Regions from separate parts of the Homo sapiens genome. Here region 2 is linked to region 1. The links are chromatin loops, found by intact Hi-C in ENCODE. Cell type or tissue: HCT116. All regions are shown on one strand. Each heading gives the region's core, and the rest is flanking DNA. Links, peaks and the distances in the headings are about the cores only.

Evidence for each region. A loop is a pair of places that touch in the nucleus more often than their neighbours do. Peaks named below come from ENCODE experiments on the same cell type or tissue, not always from the same donor. Only the 100,000 strongest peaks of a DNase experiment are listed, where the experiment ranks them.
Region 2: a loop joins it to region 1, with 7 times the contacts of the local background. A loop is called at or near these places in 9 of 110 quality-filtered maps.

The regions. Positions count from the first base shown.
Region 1 is chr19:19,182,332-19,190,331 of GRCh38, forward strand. BORCS8-MEF2B (BORCS8-MEF2B readthrough) reads right to left here. Exons shown (of 12, transcript NR_027308.2): 2 at 4,562-4,674; 3 at 3,703-3,767; 4 at 242-352. BORCS8 (BLOC-1 related complex subunit 8) reads right to left here. Exons shown (of 6, transcript NM_001145784.2): 2 at 4,562-4,674; 3 at 3,703-3,767; 4 at 242-352. Among named protein-coding and RNA genes, the nearest start is that of BORCS8, 5.8 kb to the right of the region's middle. RefSeq lists an enhancer at 3,141-3,642. In HCT116, for the core only: a CTCF peak has its summit at 3,766 (motif pointing right); a DNase peak (open chromatin) is centred at 3,780; H3K27ac peaks cover 1,141 bases.
Region 2 is chr19:19,338,376-19,351,699 of GRCh38, forward strand. MAU2 (MAU2 sister chromatid cohesion factor) reads left to right here. Exons shown (of 19, transcript NM_015329.4): 5 at 470-564; 6 at 2,471-2,498; 7 at 2,877-3,032; 8 at 4,160-4,306; 9 at 4,401-4,491; 10 at 5,462-5,565; 11 at 6,474-6,551; 12 at 6,929-6,994; 13 at 8,905-8,991; 14 at 10,514-10,563; 15 at 10,780-10,857; 16 at 10,950-11,061. Among named protein-coding and RNA genes, the nearest start is that of MAU2, 24 kb to the left of the region's middle. RefSeq lists enhancers at 3,662-4,170, 10,557-11,057 and silencers at 4,280-4,369, 4,410-4,549. In HCT116, for the core only: CTCF peaks have their summits at 4,550 (motif pointing left) and 4,749; a DNase peak (open chromatin) is centred at 4,546.

The sequences.
Region 1 (8,000 bases), core at 1-8,000:
GGTCACTGCTATGTCCCCAGTGCCCAGCCCAGGGCCAGGCACACAGCAGAGCGCAGGACCTCGGTATTAAGTGACTGAACTCAGGTTATAGATGCCACAGGACAAGAGGAGGTCACCAGACACCAGGACAAAAGGAAAGAGACAGTTTTCTAATAAGCGAGAAGCAGCGGTTCCCAGCGCAGCTGAGAGACGGTCCTTGCAGCTGGGAGTGGCAGTGGGGGCGGGCGGTCCCAGGAGCTACCTGTGGCCCTGGGCACTGGCATTCATATGGTCCCGGATGCTGATGGCCTGTTTGAGCAGACCCTCCACGCTGCGGAAGTAGACGCTGCTGTCCACCAGGTTCTTCACGGCGCTGAAACGGGAGGACAGGCCTGGTCAGCGCTCCGGACCTGCAGGTAACTGTCCCACACCCCAGCACTTGAGGTCACCACCAGGGCTCGGTGGGTACCTCAGTGATTCTGCGGGCTTCCCGAAGGACTCACAGTGGGCTTACATTTTAGATTTCCCTGCTATGACTAGATGACATCTGTGCAACACAGCACATTCTCTGCCACTGAAACATCTAATGTTTTGAAGGAGGGATCAGTGTATAAAGATGTCATAAAAAATATCTCGGCCATTACTGCTGATAATGGGGGTGTAAAAAATAGGAAAGAAAAAACACCTGGGCACTGTGGTTCACACCTATAATCCCAGCTACTCAAGAGGCCAAGGCAAGAGGATGGCTTGAGCCCAGGAGGTTGAGACCAGCCTGGGCAACACAGCGAGACCCCATCTCTTAAAAAGAAAAATCTGGGATGGGCGCAGTGGATCATGCCTGTAATCCCAGCACTCTGGGAGGCTGAGGCGGGTGGATCATGAGGTCGGGAGGTCAAGACCATGCTGGCTAACAAGGTGAAACCTCTGTCTCTACTAAAAATACAAAAAAATTAGCCGGGCGTGGTGGCGGCCGCCTGTAGTCCCAGCTACTCGGGAGGCTGAGGCAGGAGAATGGCATGAACCTGGGAGGCAGAGCTTGCAGTGGGCTGAGATCGCGCCACTGCACTCCAGCCTGGGCGACAGAGCGAGACTCCGTCTCAAAAAAAAAAAAAAAATATACATTTCACTACAGACAAATGTTCGCTGGCCTCCCGCCTAGCCCAGTGGTATCTGGGGCAACTTCTGTGGTGATGAAAATGTTCTTTATCCATTGAGATGGCTGAGAGGCACCTGGAATGTGGCTAGCGGGACTTGGGAGCTGAATATTTTTTTTCTTTCTTTTTTTTTTTTTGAGACGGAATTTCGCTCTTGTTGCCCAGGCTGGAGTGCAATGGTGTGATCTCGGCTCACTGCAACCTCCGCCTCCCAGGTTCAAGCAATTCTCCTGCCTCAGCCTCCCAAGTAGCTGGGATTACAGGTGCCCACCACCACACCTGGCTAATTTTTGTACTTTTAGTACATGTTGGTCAGGCTGGTCTCAAACTCCTGACCTCAGGGGATCCTCCTGCCTCGGCCTCCAAAAGTGCTGGGATTACAGGCGTGAGCCACTGCGCTCAGCCTCATTTTGTAATTTTTTTTTAATTTTTAATTTTTTTTTTTGAGACAAAGTCTCACTTTGTTGCCCAGACTGAGCACAATCTCAGCTCACAGCAACCTCCGTCTCCCAGGTTCAAGCGATTCTCCTGCCTCCGCCTCCCAAGTAGCTGGGATTACAGGTGCCCACCACCACACCTGGCTAATTTTTGTATTTTTAGTAGAGATAGGGTTGCACCATGTTGGCCAGGCTGGTCTTAACTCCTGCCGCAAGTGATCTGCCCACCTCGGCCTCCCAAAGTGCTGGGATTACTGGCGTGAGTCACTGCACCCAGTTTCATTTTAACGAGTTAAAATTGAAGTGTGCTTAGCCACCCATGGCGTAGGTTCCTGGATTAGATGGCACAGCTAGAGGAAGCAGAAGAAAGCATAGGTTTTTTGTTGGTTTTTTTTTTTCCTTTCTTTTTTTTTTTTTTTTTTGAGACGGAGTCTCGCTCTGTCGCCCAGGCTGGAGTGCAATGGCGTGATCTCGGCTCACTGCAAGCTCCACCTCCCGGGTTCATGCCATTCTCCTGCCTCAGCCTCCCACGTAGCTGGGACTACAGGTGCCACCACACCTGGCTAATTTTTTTGTATTTTTAGTAAAGACGCGGTTTCACCGTGTTAGCCAGGATGGTCTCGATCTCCTGAGCTCATGATCCGCCTGCCTTGGCCTCCCAAAGTGCTGGGATTACAGGTGTGAGCCACCGCGCCCGGTCTGTTTTTTGTTTTTTTGAGACAGGATCTTGTTCTGTTGCCCAGGCTGGAGTGCAGTGGTGCAATCTCCACTCACTGCAGCCTCAACCTCCCAGGCTTAAGCAATCCTCCCACCTCAGCATCCCGAGTAGCTGGGACTAGAGGTGTGTGCCACCAGGCTCGGCTAGTTTTTGTATTTTTTGTAGGAATAGGGTTTCACCAGGTTGCCCAGACTGGTCTCAAACTCCTGGGCTGAAGTGATCCTCCCACCTCAGACTCCCAAAGCACTGGGAGTACAGGCGTAAGCCCCTGCACCCGGCCGTATTTCTTTCTTCTTTAGAGGAGAGGTCTGGCTATATCACGCAGGCTGACCCTGAACTCCTTTCAAGGCATCCTCCCACCTCAGCCTCCTGAGTAGCTGGAACTATAGGCGTGCATAACCATTCCCAGCTCTAGCAACTCCTATTTCTTTTCTTTTCCTTGAGCTAAGGAAGATACTGTCTGTCTGGTCAACCCTTGTCCCACCAAGGGGGCCAAGGCTGCCAATGGCAGAATACTGCCCCAGCAGCAGGATTTCTTGTCTAGGCACCTTCGCCCACACAACCAAACAGCAACACACCAAGGGAACTGCTGGGAGCATCATTCAGCCGCCAATAAAATGGCCCACAGCCCATGTCAGGTGCAAACAGCATGTCTGTGCAAAGTCGAGGAACTTCCAAGGCCAACTGGGCAACCCGAGGCAACCGGAATAAGGCTTGGGAATACAGTCACGAGGAATGGAACCAAAGCACAGGAGGCAAGGGGTCAGTAACAAAAAGAAACACCGGCCAGGCGTGGTGGCTCGCATCTGTAATCTGAGCACTTTGGGAGGCTGAGGTGGGTAGATCACCTGAGGTCAGAAGTTTGAGACCAGCCTGGCCAACATGGCGAAACCCCATCTCTGCTAAAAATACAAAAATTAGCCGGGCAAGGTGGCGGGCGCCTGTAGTCCCAGCTACTCGGGAGGCTGAAGCGGGAGAACTGCTTGGACTTGAGAGGCGGACGTTGCAGTGAACTGAGATCATGCCACTGCACTCCAGCCTGGGTGACAGAGTAAGATTCTGTCTCAAAAAAAATTTAAAAATAAACAGCCATATCTGTGCTTTGGGCTTCCCCCTGGCTGCCATCCACCCCACTGGCCCATCTGTCCTGGCTGTGGGAGAGAAATGCTGGTCCCCAGAGGCATCTTCCAGAATCCCTATCCCTCTTTCCTGTGGCAGCTGGGGAGGGGCTCAGCACAGGGAAGAGACCCACCTGGGGCCCTGGCCAAGTGAATCGTGGTACAGACCCCATACACCCACTCGGGTAGGCCTGGCAGGGTGGGGCTTACTGGGCAGTTGGCTGGGATGCCCCTGAATGCCCAGGAGGCCAGAGCAGCAAAAGGTGGCCCTGCAGCGGGGAGGCTGTGGCGCTCACCTGCAGGCGTACTCCACAGTGTAGATGGCTCCCTGGCTCTGCTCCTCCCAACGCTGCATGTCTGCCTGTAGGGGGCGCAGGAGATATTTGGCAAGGGAGGCCACCCCCACCTAGAGGGCCTTCCTCCCAGCTCTCTTGGTTGGGGCTCTCCTGAGTCCTCATGGTGGAAGCAGAGACCTTTCCTCCTGCAACTCCCTTCCCTCACAGGTCTGGGCTTTCTGTGAACACCTGGCCACCATGCCTCAGGGCCTTTGCACAGGCTGTTCCCCCTGCCTGGCACATCCTTCCCTTAGATAGTCAGACGGCTGCCTCCTTGCCATGCAGGTCATAACTGTAACAGAATAGTATAGTTTGACTGTGTCCCCACCCAAATCTCACCTTGAATTGTAGTTCCCATAATCCCCATGTGTTGTGAGAGGGACCAGGTGGAGACAACTGAATCATAGAGGTGGTTCCCCTCATCCTGTTCTCCTGATAAGTGAGTTCTCACGAGATCTTGTGGTTTTAATAAGGGGCCTCCCCCTTCACTGGGCACTCATACTTCTCCTTCTTGCTGCCATGTGAGGAAGTACATGTTTGCTTCCCCTTCTGCCATGATTCTAAGTTTCCTGAGGCCTCCCCAGCCCTGTTGAACTGTGAGTCAATTAAACCTCTTTATAAATTACCCAGTCTTGGCTATGTCCTGATAGCAGCATGAGAATGAACTAATACACACATCTTGCCATCTCCTTCAAAATCTATCCCAGATCTGTCCACCACGCCTCTGACCTGGCTTTGCCACCACATGCCTCCTTGCTGGTGTCCCAGCCTTGACTCCTGCCCTGACAGCCCCTGCTCCTCCCAGCAGGCCCCAGCTCACCTTGTGCTGGGCCAGCTCGGGGAGGGAGCGACGCACATGCTCCTGCAGCCGGTACAGGGCCACGGATGGCTCGTTGGCCAGGACGTAGACGCTCTCAGTGAACTTGTCCGTGACTAGATACAGGTGGTAGGGATGGGGCGGGTGTGGGGAGACAAAGCGTCAGCCTCCTCATTGCTCAAGTGTTGAGCCCAGCCAGAGCAAAGGGGGCATCTGGCGTGTCCCTCCGCAGCTAGGTCACTCCTGGCCCATGACAGGCTGGAGGAAGTGGTCACAGCAGGGCTCACTCAAGAGGACATTAATGAGACCGGGTGCGGTGGCTCACGCCTGTAATCCTAGCACTTTGGAGGCTGAGGTGGGCAGATCACCTGAGGTCAGGAATTCAAGACCAGCCAGGCCATCATGGTAAAACCCATCTCTACTAAAAATACAAAAATTAGCCAGGCATGATGGCGGGCGCCTGTAGTCCCAGCTATTCTGGAGGCTGAGGCAGGAGAAATCACTTGAATCTGGGAGGTGGAGGTTGCAGTGAGCTGACGTCATGCCATTGCACTCCAGCCTGGGCAACAAGAGCAAAACTCCATCTCAAAAAAAAAAAAAGAGGACATTAATGAGAGGACATAATGAGTGATGAGTTCATAACGAGTAAACTTCTTTTTTTTTTTTTTGAGACAGAGTCTTGCTCTGTCATCAGGCTGGAGTGCAGTGGTGCAATCTCGGCTCACCACAACCTCCGACTCCCTGGTTCAAGTGATTCTCCTGCCTCAGCCTCCTGAGTAGCTGGGATTACAGGCATGCACCACCACGCCCAGCTAATTTTTGTATTTTTAGTGGAGACAGGGTTTCACCATGTTGGTCAGGATGGTCTCGATCTCCTGACCTCGTGATCCGCTCACCATGGCCTCCCAAAGTGCTGGGATTACAGGCTTGAGCCACCGCGCCTGGCCAGCTTGATTGAACTTTTTTTTTAGAGACAGGGTCTCGCTCTGTTGCCCAGGCTGGAGTGCAGTGGTGTGATCACAGCTCACTGCACCCTCGAAACTCCCAGCCTCAAGGCATCATCACGCCTCAGCCTCCCGAGGAGCTAGAACTACAGGTGCAAACCACCATGCCTGGCTAGTTTTTTCATTTATTTATTTATTTATTTATTATTATTTTGAGATGGAGTCTCACTCTGTCGCCCAGGCTGGAGTGTAGTGGGGCAATCTTGGCTCACTGCAAGCTCCACCTCCTGGGTTCACGTCATTCTCCCGGCTCAGCCTCCCGCGTAGCTGGGACTACAGGCACCCGCCACCACGCCCGGCTAACTTTTTGTATTTTTTAGTAGAGACGGGGTTTCACTGTGTTACCAGGATGGTCTCGATCTCCTGACCTCGTGATCCGCCTGCCTCGGGCTCCAAAGTGCTGGGATTACAGGCATGAGCCACCGCGCCCGGCTCATTTTTTAAAATAGAGACAAGGTCTTGCTATGTGGCCCAGGCTGGTCCTGAACTCTTGGTCTCAAGTGATCCTCCTGCCTCAGCCTCCCAAAGTGCTGGGATTATAGGCATGAGCCACTGTGCCTGGCCCCCAGTGAACTCTTCTCATCTTTCCCTCCCAAACCCACCGGTAGTGGACACTGCTGCCTACTGCACTTCCCGGCATTCTTTTTGCCCCCGTGACCACACTCGGGACTCTTCAGAGCATGCCCACAGGACCTGAAAGTGCCTGGAAGTTCACATCCCAGGAGGGCCTCAGCTGCCACTCACCAGTGAGAGATATGGAAACCTGTGTCCCTCGCTGGGCACTGAACAACCCAGAGCCTAACATCCCCCTGGGCTCCTGTGCAGGCCCAGGATGAGGCCTCCCTCTGCAGATTTTACCTGAGGTGCCCCTCGCTCAGCCTCCTCACCAGCCAGCCCTGCCCTGTTTCCCCTTCTCCCCTGCAGGTGTCTCCTGATGAAATTTTTTTTTTCTTGTTTTTGAGACAGAGTCTTGCTCTGTTGTCCAGGCTGGAGTGCAGTAGTGTAATCTCGGCTCACTGCAACCTCCACCTCCCGGGTTCAGGTGATTCTCCTGCCTCAGCCTCCCGAGTAGCTGGGATTACAGGCACCCGCCACCACGCCTGGCTAATTTTTGTATTTTTATTTGAGATGGGGTTTTACCATGTTGGCCAGGCTGGTCTCGAACTCCTGACCTCAAGTGATCTGCCCACTTCGGCCTCCCAGAGTGCTGGGATTACAGGAGTGAGCCACCGCCCGGCCCTGATAAATTAATTGCACGCAAATCCTCATTACAGGGTCTGTTTCAACAACGGCATTCCCAGCCAGCCAGCAGGGCCCGCCTTTCCTGTCCCATTCTTGGGCAGATCCTGATGGTTCCAGTCTCACCTGTTCTATTATACCACACTGCCCGCACCGGTCCAGGCACAGCGAGGCACGGCCATCTCCTGCCTGGATGCCAGATCCACCTTCTCCCTGGCCTCTCTGCTTCCCCTGCTGCCAACAGTTCAACCTCCATGCAGCACGTGAGGCAAACTCCAAATGAACAAATCATCTATTCCCACCCTTGCTTTAAACTCTTCCATAGCTCCCACCTGCCAGAGAATAAAATCCGCCTTTCTTGCCCTGCATGTTCTGGCTGCTCTTGACCTCCCTGCCTTCCTTGCCCTCCACCCCTGGCTCTTCCTTGGACCTCCCAGCACTGCCCAGAACTTTCTCACTGCCCGAGAGGACAAGGTAGGAGGATCACTTGAGGATAAGAATTTGAGACCAACGCCGGGTGCGGTGGCTCACGCCTGTAATCCCAGCACTTTGGCAGGAGGATGGATTCAGCCTAGGAGTTCAAGACCAGCCTGGGAGACATGGCGAAACCCCACCTCTATAAAAAATTGCAAAAATAAGCTGGTCATGGTGATCTATACCTGTAGTCCCAGCTACTCAGGAGGCTGAGGTGGGAGGACTGCTTGGGTCTGACAAGTGGAGGCTGCAGTGAGCCATGATCATACCACTGCACTCCAGTCTGGGCAAAAGAGTGAGACTCTGTCCCAAAAAAAAAAAAATTAAATGCCCGTATGTGACCAGTTGCTCCTTTATTCATTACAGCAGAGCTCTAAACACTTGGTCACCTCAAGGCCTTTGCACTTGGTATTCCCACCTGGAGACACCATTCCGTCACTGGCTCTCCTTCATCCCTCAGGTCTGCTCAAATGTCACCTCCTGGGCAAGACCCTCCCTGACTACCAAGCTTAAAAGATGACCCCTCCACCTCACGGAGGACCTTGGCAGGCATTTTGTTCCTTTCTCTTAATACCAATTTCAACTGATTAGGTTACATGTTCACAGGAAAAGTTAAAAGCTTGGACTTGGGAGAGCAGAGCTTCTCTGAGCCTCAGCTTCCTCATCCACAAAAAAAGAATAACAGCACCAGCCTCAAAGTTTGCTACAGAGATGAATCCAATGCC
Region 2 (13,324 bases), core at 1,153-9,152, 160 kb after region 1:
ATAGGTATTGCCTTGCAGGGTCAAGCCAGGCATGTGCCTCCCTTTCAGCCTGTTCAGACTTTGACACTTGCCTCTGAGGGAGTCCCTCCTTGTCGGCCCTGGAACACACTAGGGACACCCCACTGAAGACAGACCCCACAAAGCACTCAGAACAGCCTTAGGTGCTCACACAGCCTTGGGGGTCTGTGCCGTGAGCCTTGGCTGCTGGTTCTATGCTCCATTAAGTTTAGATAGTGTCCACTGCAGGCACCATTCAGTTTAGATGACATATATACTACAGGCCAACTGGAGCTGTGTACCCAAAGCAATTAGCGTTGATAAGATAATTTGGTTAATTTAGCTCAAAACTGACACAGGCAGTTTCACTGACGTGGGGAGGTTTGGTTGAGTTTGCTAACAGAGCACGAAGGCAGGTACCGTAAAACTGATGGGTTTGGCAGCAAAGGTCACTGCTCTCTTTCCTTTTTAGCAACTGCACACGCTTGAGAAGGACCTGGTGTCGGCCTGTGACCTCCTGGGTGTAGGGGCCGAGTACGCCCGGGTGGTGGGATCTGAATACACACGGTAGGCACCCACTCCCCTCCTTCCCTCCTGCTCTGTTAACAGGAGGGGCTTGGCCATCTTGGTCCAGGACAAATAACAGAAATGGCATTTCAGGTGAAGTACAGTAGCTCACAGTATATTCCCAGCACTTTGGAAGGCCAAGGTAGGAGGATCACTTGAGCCCAGGAGTTCAAGACCAGCCTGGGGAACATAGTGAAACCCCATCTCCACAAAAAATACAAAAATTGGGTCCGGGCACAGTGGCTTACGCCTGTAATCCCAGCACTTTGAGAGGCTAACGTGGGAGGATCACGAGGTCAAGAGATTGAGCCCACCCTGGCCAACATGGTGAAACCTGTTTCTACTAAAAATACAAAAATTAGCTGGGCGTGGTGGTGGGTACCTGTAATCCCAGGTACTCGGGAGGCTGAGGCAGGAGACTAGCTTGAACCCGGGAGGCAGAGGTTGCAGTGAGCCAAGATCATGCCACTGTACTCCAGCCTGGCGACAGAGCGAGACTCCGTCTCAAAAAAAAAAAAATTAGTCACCATGAGGCGCGGGTTTGAGCCTGAGTTCAGGCACCCAAGCCTGCCCACTGGCCCCAACGCTGTGTGTCCACCGCCGCGTTTTTTTTTGTTGTTTTTTTTTTGTAGAGATAGGGTCTCACCATGTTGCCTAGGCTGGTCTCAAACTTCTGACCTCAAGTGATCTGCCCACCTTGGTCTCCCAAAGTGCTGGGATTATAGGCATGAGCCATTGCACCCAACCGCCTTCTGGGCTTTTCACGTGAGTGCGTCTAAGCCATGTAAGAAAAATAAATACAGGCCAGGCACAGTGGCTGACACCTGAAATCCCAGCACTTTGGGAGGCCGAGGCAGGTGGATCACATGAGGTCAGGAGTTTGAGACCAGCCTGGCCAACATGGTGAAACCCCGTCTCTACTAAAAATATAAAAATTAGCCAGGCATGGCCGGGCGCAGTGGCTCACACCTGTAATCCCAGCACTTTGGGAGGCCAAGGTGGGCAGATCACGAGGTCAGGAGATCAAGACCATCCTGTGAATGGTGAAACCCCGTCTCTACTAAAAATACAAAAAATTAGCTGGGCATGGTGGCGGGCGCCTGTAGTCCCAGCTACTCAGGAGGCTGAGGCGGGAGAATGGCATGAACCCAGGACGCGGAGGTTGCAGTGAGCTGAGATCGCGCCACTGCACTCCAGCCTGGGCGACAGAGCGAGACTCCATCTCAAAAAAAAAAAAAAAAAAATTAACCAGGCATGGTGCCAGGTGCCTGTAGTCCCAGGTGCTCAGGAGGCTGAGGCAGGAGAATCGCTTGAACCCGGGAAGCATAGGTTGCAGTGAATCGAGATCACACCATTGCACTCCAGCCTGGGCAACAGAGTGAGACTCTAAGAAAAAAATAATAAAAAAAATAAAAACAGGCCGGGCGCGGTGGCTCACACCTGTAATCCCAGCACTTTGGGAGGCCGAGGCGGGTGGATCACGAGGTCAGGAGATCGAGACCATCCTGGCTAACACGGTGAAATTCTGTCTCTACTAAAAATACAAAAAATTAGCCGGGCGTGGTGGCGGGCGCCTGTAGTCCCAGCTACTCAGGAGGCTGAGGCAGGAGAATGGCGTGAACCTGGGAGGCTGAGCTTGCAGTGAGCTGAGACCGCACCACTGCACTCCAGCCTGGGCGACAGAGCGAGACTCCGTCTCAAAAAAATAAATAAATAAATAAAAATAAAAATAAACACAGACACAATAGGATAAAACAGAGCAGTCTTGTAAGGGGACTGTTCTCTGTTGTCCACTGAACTGTCCCCTGAGGTGGCATATTAGGTCCTGTGAGCCTTGGGGTAATCACAGTCATCCCAGGAGGCTCCTGGGCCTGCTAGGACCTGACCCCTGCCTCTTGTTTTGCAGGGCGCTGTTCCTCCTCAGCAAGGGGATGGTAAGTTGAGGCTGGGCATGGCTGGATGCAGCTGGTGTTGTGGAGGTGAGGCAGGGCCCCCACAGAGTCTGCTCAGACCCCACCCACTCTCCATGGCATGGCCCCTTAGGCGCCCAGACCCTTAGGCACAGTGAGCAGCCTGGAATGTGAGGCCCGGGCCCTGCTGGGTTCAGGAGGGAAACTCAGGCTGCACCCTATGGGATTCATGCTGAGGCAAGAGCCTGGTTAGGAGCTGCCTGGGCTGGGGTTTCAGGCTGGCCTTGCCCTCTGGATTGGTGGCAGCAGTCCCAGGGCAGGTGGGCAGGTGACCCTGTGCTCCCGGTCCTGGGAGGGCCCCTGCAAGCCCTGTACCCTACACCTGCGCCTCTCCCTCCCCAGCTGCTGCTGATGGAGCGAAAGCTGCAGGAGGTGCACCCGCTGCTGACCCTCTGCGGGCAGATCGTGGAGAACTGGCAGGGGAACCCCATCCAGAAGGAGTCGCTGCGTGTCTTCTTCCTGGTGCTCCAGGTCACCCACTATCTGGATGCCGGGCAGGTGTGTGGCGCCTCTCAGGCGAGCTGCTGGTTGTGACCAGTGGGTATGGGTGGTACCCAGGCCAATGGGTCTTGGGCTGTGAGGTCAGCTGTGTCATCGCCTTACCTTGCCACACAACAGGGCTGTCATACCAGTCCCGGACACACACACTCCTGTCCTGCTCTGCCACGAGTGCTGGTATCTGGGAACAGGGTCTGTCCTGGCCACCCCACCTCCCTTTGGGAGTACTATGTGTGACATTGCATACACTCGCTCAGTGTATGGATGCTCAGAGATTCCAATGGCAGTTCAGGGAATCATGAGAATAAACCACAGAGGTGCTGGGATGGCACCTGCACACAGCAGATGCCCAGGTGCTGTCTGTCTGGCCCCCGGCTGTGGGGTTGAGTAGGGACTGATGTGCTCAGCCATGTCCGAGACTGGACTCATGACCCTGCCGTGGGTGGGGAGCGGCTGTGTTTGAGCTCCTTGTCTCTGTGCTTGTGTGACAGTCTCAGCCCTTCGGGGGCTGGGGGCTGCCCTGTGCCACTCAGACCCACCCCTGTCGCAGTGGGCCACAGGCGAGTCTCCACAGGGCTTGGTAAGGGGGTTGCCCAGTTCGTCCATCCATACCCATCGTTGCCCATTGGGTGAAGCACTGCACTCGGCGCATAGGGACACAGAGCAGACTGCAGCCACGCTTCCCTCAGGGTGCAAGGGCTGCAGAGACATCCCTCGGGGCCTCAGGGCGAGATGGACCACAGCGCCTGCCTGATTCCTGGGCCAGGAAGCCACCTCCCACCCCCTCAGAGCACAGCCTCCCCCTGCCGTCTCAGGTCTGGCTGCGTGAAGACCAAGTGCAGCTCCAGCAGGGTCTGGATAGGCCTCTCCTGGGCCTTGGTGTTGGACCCAACACTGGGCAGTGGACAAGCCTCAGTCCCACAGCTGCCCGCCTGGCTGTGCCCCATGCCCCAAAAGCCTGGCTGATTCATGGGAGTGCGGCAGGGGCGGCTTCATCTTGCAGGAGGTGGCCCTGGCAGAAGGGGAAGGCAGATGCTCCCTAGAGGAAGGAGCAGGGGTGGCTGGGCTGGGCCTGGCTTCCTGAGAGGCCAGGCTCAGGTGGATGCTCGGGTGTGGGTGCTGCACAGGTGAAGAGCGTGAAGCCGTGTCTGAAGCAGCTGCAGCAGTGCATCCAGACCATCTCCACACTGCACGATGATGAGATCCTGCCCAGCAACCCCGCTGACCTCTTCCACTGGCTGCCCAAGGAGCACATGTGTGTGCTTGTCTACCTGGTGCGTCCCCACCAGGGCCCGGGCCAGGGCTGGGGGCGGGGGCAGGGAGAGGGAGAGGGCCCTGGTAACCCCTGCTGTCTGGTCTTGTCGCTAGGTGACTGTGATGCACTCCATGCAGGCCGGCTACCTGGAGAAGGCGCAGAAGTACACGGACAAGGCCCTCATGCAGCTGGAGAAGCTCAAGAGTAAGTCAGGTGCTCGGCTGGCCACATGGCCACAGCGACCCCTGGCGGACGGCCTGGCCAGACGCTAGCTGTACCAGGGCCCAGTGACCCTGTGTGACCGCAGCGCCCAGCCACCCTGCCTGGTGGGTCTCGTCACCCCTAGTTGATAAATGCTGGTGTCCAACGTCAGAGCAGAGCAGACAGGCCTGGGGTCGGGGGTACCTCCCTGACTGGTCAGGTCCCTTGTGCCCAGTCATGCTCAGTTGAAACAGGTGGTAGCTGCTTTTCCCAATTATTATCAGTGTTGTGACAGGGACACTCGGGATGAGGCCAGGATCAGAACTCAGCCCTCACTGACCACCAGCATGTCCTTTGGAGGTCGTGAGTTCTTTCCAGATGCTCAAGTGTCTAATCCATCCAGGGACCTTTGACTAGCACAAACCCAGAGCAGACGTCCCTGGCTGGTATAGTGTGCCCATTAGTCGGTCTGTTTGCTCCCTCGTGAGTGCTGCTGGGGGAGAAGGCATCAGAGCCAAGGCAGCCCAAAGCCGGATAGGCCCTGTGCTTCTCTTATTCCCATATGAGGATGGTTGCTTGGGGCTGTTGGGAGGTGGGGCCCAGCCCAGGTCCCCCTACCCGACTGCCTGAGGCTCTGCTGCATGGTGTCATGATCCAGGGTGGTTTCCACATTTCTACATTTCTAGAACCTGCCATGTCCACAAGCTCTTGAGCACGTAGGGTGAGGGTGAGGGTGAGAGCCAACCCTTCTTGGAGCACTGTGGGAACCAACCTCTGGCTCCAGCTCCGTCTCCCCACCTGGACAGCAAGACACACTCCTTCACTCAGAGGGTGCAGTGGGGACTAGGGGAGATGACGGGGTGGGTGCCTAGCCAGTGTGGCAGGAGACAGGAACGAGGTGGGGGCACGGTGGGCTGGGGGTGGCGCCTCCTCTGGCCTCCCCTGCATGCTTACCCCTGACTCTCACCCATAGTGCTGGACTGCAGCCCCATCCTGTCATCCTTCCAAGTGATCCTGCTGGAGCACATCATCATGTGCCGCCTTGTCACGGGTCACAAGGCCACGGCGCTGCAGGAGGTAAGGCTGGAAGCAGGAGGGGCGGGAAGGCCCAGGAGTTTGTTGGGTCTCAGCAGTGTCAGACAAGAGACTGAATTCGCCAAGTGCATACTGGCAGGCCAGCCCATCCTGCTGTCTCGCTGTCGGCCAGCGTTTTACAGCCCTGCATGGGCACCACTGATCAGAGAATCTCATACAAAAACCAGTGGAGGCCGGGCGCAGTGGCTCACGCCTGTCATCCCAGCAGTTTGGGAGGCCGAGGCGGGTGGATCACTTGAGGCCAGGAGTTTGAGACCAGCCTGGCCAACATGGCGAAACCCCGCCTCTACTAAAAATATAAAAATTAGCCAGGTGTGGTGGCAGACACCTGTAATCCCAGTTACTTGAGAGGCTGAGGCAGGAGAATAGCCTGAACCCAGGAGGCAGAGGTTGCAGTGAGCCGAGATCGCACTACTGCACTCCAACCTGGGCAACAGAGTGAGACTCCATCTCAAAAAAAAAAACCCAAAAAACTAATGGGCCATGGCCCAAAAGCTTGCACACCAAGGGGATAGCGCACATGGTCTCTGGGGATTTGGGGGGTCCTTTGACAGTGATTGTTATACCCCACCCTGCCATTAGGAACACTCTACCCCCAGTACCCACCCTCCTGAGAGGGCATGGGGGCCCTCAGTAGGCTGGAGGTCCTTTACAACCCAGACACCTGTTGGACAGAGTGGAAGAGACGAGTAACAGACAAGGGTCCCTGTCCACGATGGGATCTGGGCTGCCCTTTGCCCTCATGGTGGACGTGTCTGCTGGGGCTTTGTACCCCAGTTTGGTCAGACAGGACATGGGCTCACCCACCAGCTATGGGGTCTCTCCATTGCTGCTCAGACGCCAGGTCCCAGGTTGCAGTCCTGTGATGGCAGTACACTCTCTCCCGGCAGATCTCCCAGGTCTGCCAGCTGTGCCAGCAGTCCCCCCGGCTCTTCTCCAACCATGCAGCACAGCTGCACACATTGCTGGTGAGTAACCCTGTGACAACACCCCGGGAGAATCCAGAATGTTCTCAGTAAGTAAGTACCTAACCAGATCCAGAACATTCCCAGTGAAGGACCCCCTGACAGCACCCTAATCAGAATCCGGAATGTTCCCATAGGTAATCATATAACCTTCCCAGGCACGATCCGGAATGCTCCCAGTGAGCATCTTGTCCCACCCCACATTGGCTTGGGTCTGAAAGGTGGGGACAGTGAGCATATTACCTGCCTTGCAGCTGGCTCGGTAGAGCCATTGTCATACTCCTCCAGGGCAGCCGTGCAGGCCCCGGGCACACCACGTGTCTCTGATCTGAGCCCCCTCCCCAGGGGCCGGCCCTGATGACAACACCACCTTCTTCCAGGGCCTGTACTGTGTCTCTGTCAACTGCATGGACAACGCGGAAGCCCAGTTCACCACGGCCCTGCGGGTAAGGTGCCGGCCCTCCTTGCTGCTCGGGGCGGGCCACACTTCTGAGTAAGGAGTCGGGCGTGGTCTGTGATGAGGACAGCAGTCGCGCTAGGTCAGCTATGCAAAGCCGCAGCCCCAGAGGCAATGCACAGTAGTCAGCCCATGCCAGCCTTGGCAGTGACGCGCTGTTTATCTGGATAAGGGACAGCTATGGGGCCAGGGGCTTCCTGAGCTGACCCAAGGGCAGACGTGAGGGAGAGGTGCGACGCGTCCGGGGACACCACTTTCATGCCTGAGTGGGAACTTTTGCGGCACCCACCCCCAAGGCTGGATTGGCTCAAGTGTCAGCTGACAACTCAGAGCCATCCTGGGTTCAGGGCTCCCATGGGGAGTGGTGGAGCTGGGCCATCTCCCAGGTGCTCTTTGGACAGAGGAGGACTCTTGGTCCTGCTGGGCCGGAGAGGGTGAAGCAGCACCCCAGGCTCCTGGCCTTAGACGGGGGCCCCGCCAGGCCCTGGAAGAAGGCTGGTGCCACATCCTCACGGAGCGCCCCAGCCCAGGGCTGGACCATTGTGTCCCCACCTCAGCCTCAACCTCCTCACAGGAAATGGAGGCTGTGGACACCTTTTTCCTGGTGGTGCCAGGAAGGGCCCTGAGGAGAGGTGTCAGGGAGCAGAGGCTGCTCTGTCTGCCACTCGGGCAAGGTCACCAGGGAGTCCTGTGTGCGCCCTGACTGTTGGACAGGGTTCCCATTCCACGGCACCCCGCAGGCCTGTGGGTGCTGCCACCCCCGCCACTGGCCTCAGAGATGCACAGGAGCCCTGACATGCAGACAGCATGCTTGGGAGGGAAGGGCTGACTCAGCACCCACTCCTCTGCCTCCTCACCTCGCTCCCAGGACCCTGGCTCACTCTGACTGCAGCAGGGCCAGGACCCTCCTCGTGGCCCTGCCATCCTGCCATCTCCGTCTCCGTCTCACTCCCCACAAGTGGTTGCTATTGCTGGTTTGGTTCCGCGTCAAAGTTCCCAAGGCCATGTACCCTAAGGAGTCCTCACCCCGAGGCCAAAAGAGAGCCTCTTTTTCATGGCCCACCCAGGAGTGATGGAGCCAGGATGCAACCCCAACACCCCTAACCCCAAACACACACGCCTCCTGTGGCCCTGAAACAAACATCTCCCACCTTGCTACGTCTCAGAGCATCTGTGCTTGATTCGGAAGATCCTCTGGGCCTCCTGGGTGTGTGCCAGGAGGGGATCTGTGCAGGTGGGGTCTGTGCTTCCTGGGCTCACTCCACCTCTTGCCCAGCCCCACTGGGAACCAGGGTCTGAGCAGGGCTTGAGCTACATAGATTGGACCCTCTCTTGACGAACGATCTCATTTGCCAAGAAGAGCCAGGGACCATGGCCCATCCACCACCTGTCATCAGCAGCATTTCTGGTCTCTGACACAGCATCACCTACCTGGAGCGGGGCCTGTGCTGGCCCCCTGTGGGACAACAGCTCCCCTCTTCCCCACTTCCCCCTATGAAGAGTGACCCCCGCCTAGGACCAGCATATGCCTTGATGGCAGTGGACACCTGGGTCCCACAGGTTGCTGGCTGTGGCCTGGAGGAAGGGTCCACCAGGTCTCAGTCCTGAGAGACAGTGGAAAATGGACCAAAACCCGACATGTTCTGAGGGTAGGATTGGGGTGGCTGGTTTTCCTCTTCTGTGTTCTCTAACTGCCCCGTAACGCAGATGATGGTTTTATAATGAGAAGAAGTAATAGCTGTGTTATCCTTGAGCTTAGGAGGCAAAACAAGTGTGTTTGAAATGAAAAGAACAAGTCTTTTCCAAAGTAGTCTCCGTGGAGATTGTGGGTGCTCTGACACTGCCACATGGGTCACAGCACCCGACCCAGCCCCCTAATGTCCCCGCCTCCCATTCCAGCTCACCAACCACCAGGAGCTGTGGGCCTTCATCGTCACCAACCTGGCGAGTGTGTATATACGGGAAGGAAATAGACACCAAGAGGTAGTAGGTGACATGCTTCATGTTCGGTATCCTTTCTCTCTGTTCTCTTCTTTTTGGGGAACCAGGGGGTTGTCCTGGGCACCAGCACATCTCAGCAGACCCCAGGGTGTTCACCTTTTGAGGGATGGGCGGCACCCGACACAGACACACAAGGCGACCCAGAGGTGAATCGGGCTATGGCCGGGGGAGGCCAGGTCTGGGACAAAAACATTCCCATAGCCACAGAACACTTCTCTTTATCACAAACAAACCAAGCTGTATGAATCACACAGACAAGGTCTTATAGCCCAAGCTGTCTGCTCTAGGATGTCGGCCAGGCATTGAGGCTCAGTCCTAAGGGGCAGCAGCCAGAGCACCTTGTCCCCAGGTTGTGCTGATGCCCCTGCAGGATCAGGGGCACTCACTGGCTGCAGTGTTGGGTGGGGATGCCCAGGGTTGCCCTCACGTGGCGCTTCTGAACCAATGCTTGCATAAGAGTTAGGTTCCCTCTTCTGTCCCTTTTAGCCCTGGGATCCCCACTCAGCCCTGGGATCCCCCTCAGCCCCGGGATCCCCTCCTCAGCCCCGGGATCCCCTCCTCAGCCCTGGGATCCCCCTCAGCTCTGGGATTCCCTCCTCAGCCCTGGGATGCCCACTCAGCCCTGGGATCCCCCTCAGCCCTAGGATGTCCCTCAGTTCTAGTATCTCCTTCACCTCTGGGGGTCTACCTCCAAAGTGTATCAGGCCAGGTGCTTGGCTCACACCTGTAATCCCAGCACTTTGGGAAGCAAGGCAGGAGGATCACTTGAGGTCAGGAGTTCAAGACCAGCCTGGGCAACATAGGGAGACCCCCATTTCTACAAAAAAATTTTTTAAAAACTTGGTGGGGTGCAGGCCTGTGGTCCCAACTACTCGGGAGACTGAGGCAGGAGGATTGCTTGAGCTAGGGAGATTGAGGGCTGCAGTGAGCCATGATCCAGCCACTGCACTCCAGCCTGGGCGACAGAGCAAGAACCTGTCTCAAAGGAAAAAGAAAGCCCAGCCCCGGCTTAGTCATCCGATGCCATACGTGGGCTCGCAGTGTTGAGGAGGAGTTTGGCTCCCCTGTGCCTCTGCAGCTAGAGGGCAGCTAAATTATCAGTCAGATCACGCCCCCATCAGAGCCTCCCGGGGTCCCTGCACCTCCAGAGAAATCCCACCCACTCACCCCCACAGCCCACAGGGCTCACGGGCCCCAGCCTGCCAACCTACCCACTGCCAGGCCAGCCCCTCAGCACCACTCTGACCATACAAAGGCCTTCTGGACGCCCAGGCCCCTGTCACCTACTGCAGGACAGGGTGGCACAGGCAGGGCTGGCTGAGGGTGTGGAAATCTTGCCCCCGGCCCTTCTCACCAGAGGCTGCTCTTGCTGGTCAGTCACCAGGCTCAGCCTGGAGGCCACAGTCCCGACGGGGGTGTAGAGAAATTCCCATGCACTGCAGTGTGTCTTGGGGACCTTTCTCCTGTGAAGATGCAGAATGGTGCTGACTGGCTCTTTCCCCCGCAGCTCTACAGTCTGCTGGAGAGGATCAACCCGGACCACAGCTTCCCTGTCAGGTGAGCCGCTCCAGGCACCACTCCACGCACGGCCTAGGCTCCCCGTGCTCTTTGGTTGGGGCCCCTGACTGCCCCTTGCACCCTGACACCCCATACCCCTCCTCACAGACAGTCTGCAGTGGGGGCTCTCAGAAATAGCCCCCAGCTGCCCACTGCCGTTTTGTAAACCTGCTTCTCAAAATCACCACCCCATGTGATACTGCACTCTCCCTGCAGCTCGCACTGCCTCCGAGCAGCCGCCTTCTATGTGCGTGGGCTCTTCTCCTTCTTCCAGGGACGCTACAACGAGGCCAAGTAAGTGTGGGGCAGAGGGTGGCGTGAGGGCCATGCTCAGGGTAGCCCAGGCCCCGTCCTGCAGTTATCAGCGTCCATGTTCTCCTTGTCAGGCGATTTCTGCGGGAAACTCTGAAGATGTCCAATGCTGAGGACCTGAACCGGCTCACAGCCTGCTCCCTCGTGCTTCTGGGCCACATCTTCTATGTGCTGGGAAACCACAGGGTGAGTGCCCTGGCCTGGGCCCCTCGCTTGGGTGCCTGTGGGGCTTGGCTGAGGGACAGGAGCCGGCCAGCACCCTAAGGGTGGCATGGCACTGTTCATCCTATGCCCCTCGAAGAGCACGTCTAGGTGGATGCCCTGACTCCCACAGCCTGGGCAGGCAGGGCCAGAGGAGCTGGGCACCCACAGAGGGTGTGGGGGGAAGGCAGGAGGCCTGATGGGTGTGGCCTCAGACATTGGGCAGGCAGAGCCCCAGGGCTCAGGGGAGCTGAAGCCAGAACCAAAGGAGCTGCCCTGAGCTACTGGGGATGACGCAGCCACCCCATGCTATGTGTTGACACCTGAGGGGCAGAGAGGTGTCTCCTCTCAGCCGGACTTCCAAACATATCATCCTTGGCCAACACAGTGTCCTCTCAGGGTACAAGTGGCCCCTGGGATTGGTCCCCACCCAAGGTCAGCCAGTCTCTGGTGGGACTGGCCGCCTCAGTCCTTCCTGTCAATTCCTCGCCTACTCTCACCCACTGATCTCACGAGGTCTTGAATTTTTTTTTTTTTTTTTTTTTTTTAAGAAGATATTTTGGGCAGGCACAATGGCTCACGCCTGTAATCCCAGCACTTTGGGAGGCCAAGGCGGGCAGATCACCTGAGGTCAGGAGTTCAAGACCAGCCTAGCCAACATAGTGAAACCCTGTCTCTTACTAAAAATACAAAAATTAGTGGGGCGTGGTGGTGGACGCCTGTAATCCAAGCTACTCGGGAGGCTGAGGCATGAGAATCACTTGAACCCAGGAGGCAGAGGTTGCATTGAACGGAGATCATGCCGCTGCACTCCAGCCTGGGCAACAGAGTGAGACTCTGTCTCAGAAAAAAAAAAAAAAGATGTTTTTGGGACAGGCACGGTGGCTCATGCCTGTAATCCCAGCACTTTGGGAGGCTGAGGTGGGCAGATCACTTGAGGTCAAGAGTTCAAGACCAGCCTGGTCAACATGGTGAAACCTCATCTCTACTGAAAATACAAAAATTAGCCAGGTGTGGTGGCACACATCTGTACTCCCAGCTATTCTGGAGGCTGAGACAGGAGAATTGCTTGAACCCAGGAGGCAGAGAGGTTGCAGTAAGCCGAGGTCGTGTCATTGTACTCCATCCAGCCTAGGTGAGAGCAAGACTCCATCTCAAAAAAAAAAAGGCCGGGCATGGTGGCTCACGCCTGTAATCCCAGCACTTTGGGAGGCCAAGGCGGGCAGATCACAAGGTCAGGAGATCGAGACCATCCTGGCTAACACGGTGAAACCCCGTCTCTACTAAAAATACAAAAAATTAGCCGGGCATGGTGGCAGGCGCCTGTAGTCCCAGCTATTTGGGAGGCTGAGGCAGGAGAATGGCATGAACCAGGAAGGCGGAGCTTGCAGTGAGCCGAGATCCCACCACTGCACTCCAGCCTGGGCAACACAGCAAGACTCCATCTCAAAAAAAAAAAAAAAGATATTTTTGGCCAGGCACAGTGGCTCATTGCTTGTATCCCTTTGGGAGGTGGATGGGGGAGAATCCCTTGATCCCAGGAGTTCAAGACCACCAGCCTGGGCAACCTAGTGAGACCCTCTTTTTTTTTAATTTAATTTTATTTTTTGAGGCCGAGTCTCACTCCGTCACCCAAGTTGGAGCGCAGTGGCATGATCTCAGCTCAGCTCGTGGTAACCTTCACCCCCTGTAGGCTCAAGTGATCCTCCCACCTCAGCCTCCCAAGTAGCTGGGGCCACAGGTGTGTGCCACCATGCTCAGCTAATTTTTTTATTTTTGGTAGAGACTGGGTCTCCATGTTACCCAGACTGGTCTTGAACTCCTGAGCTCAAGCGATCCACCCACTTCAGCCTCCCAAAGTGCTAGATTACAGCATGACCCACTGTGCCTGGCCCTAGAGATGCTATCTCTTAAAAAAAAAAAAAAGATATTTTCCAGCCAGACACAGTGGCTCAGGCCTGTAATCCCAACACTTTGGGAGGCAGAGGTGGAAGGATCATTTGAGCGCAGGAATTCAATATCAGCCTGACCAACATAGTAGATCTGAGATCCCATCTCTACAAAAACCAAACAAAAAAATTAGCTGGGTGTGTGGACTCATGCTTGTGGTCCCAGCTAATTGGGAGGCTGAGGTGGGAGGATCACTTGAGCCCAGGAGGTTGAGGCTGCAGTGAGCTGTGATCATGTTACTGCACTCCAGCCTGGACAACACAGTGAGATCCGTCTCAAAAAAAAAAAGTTATTTTTC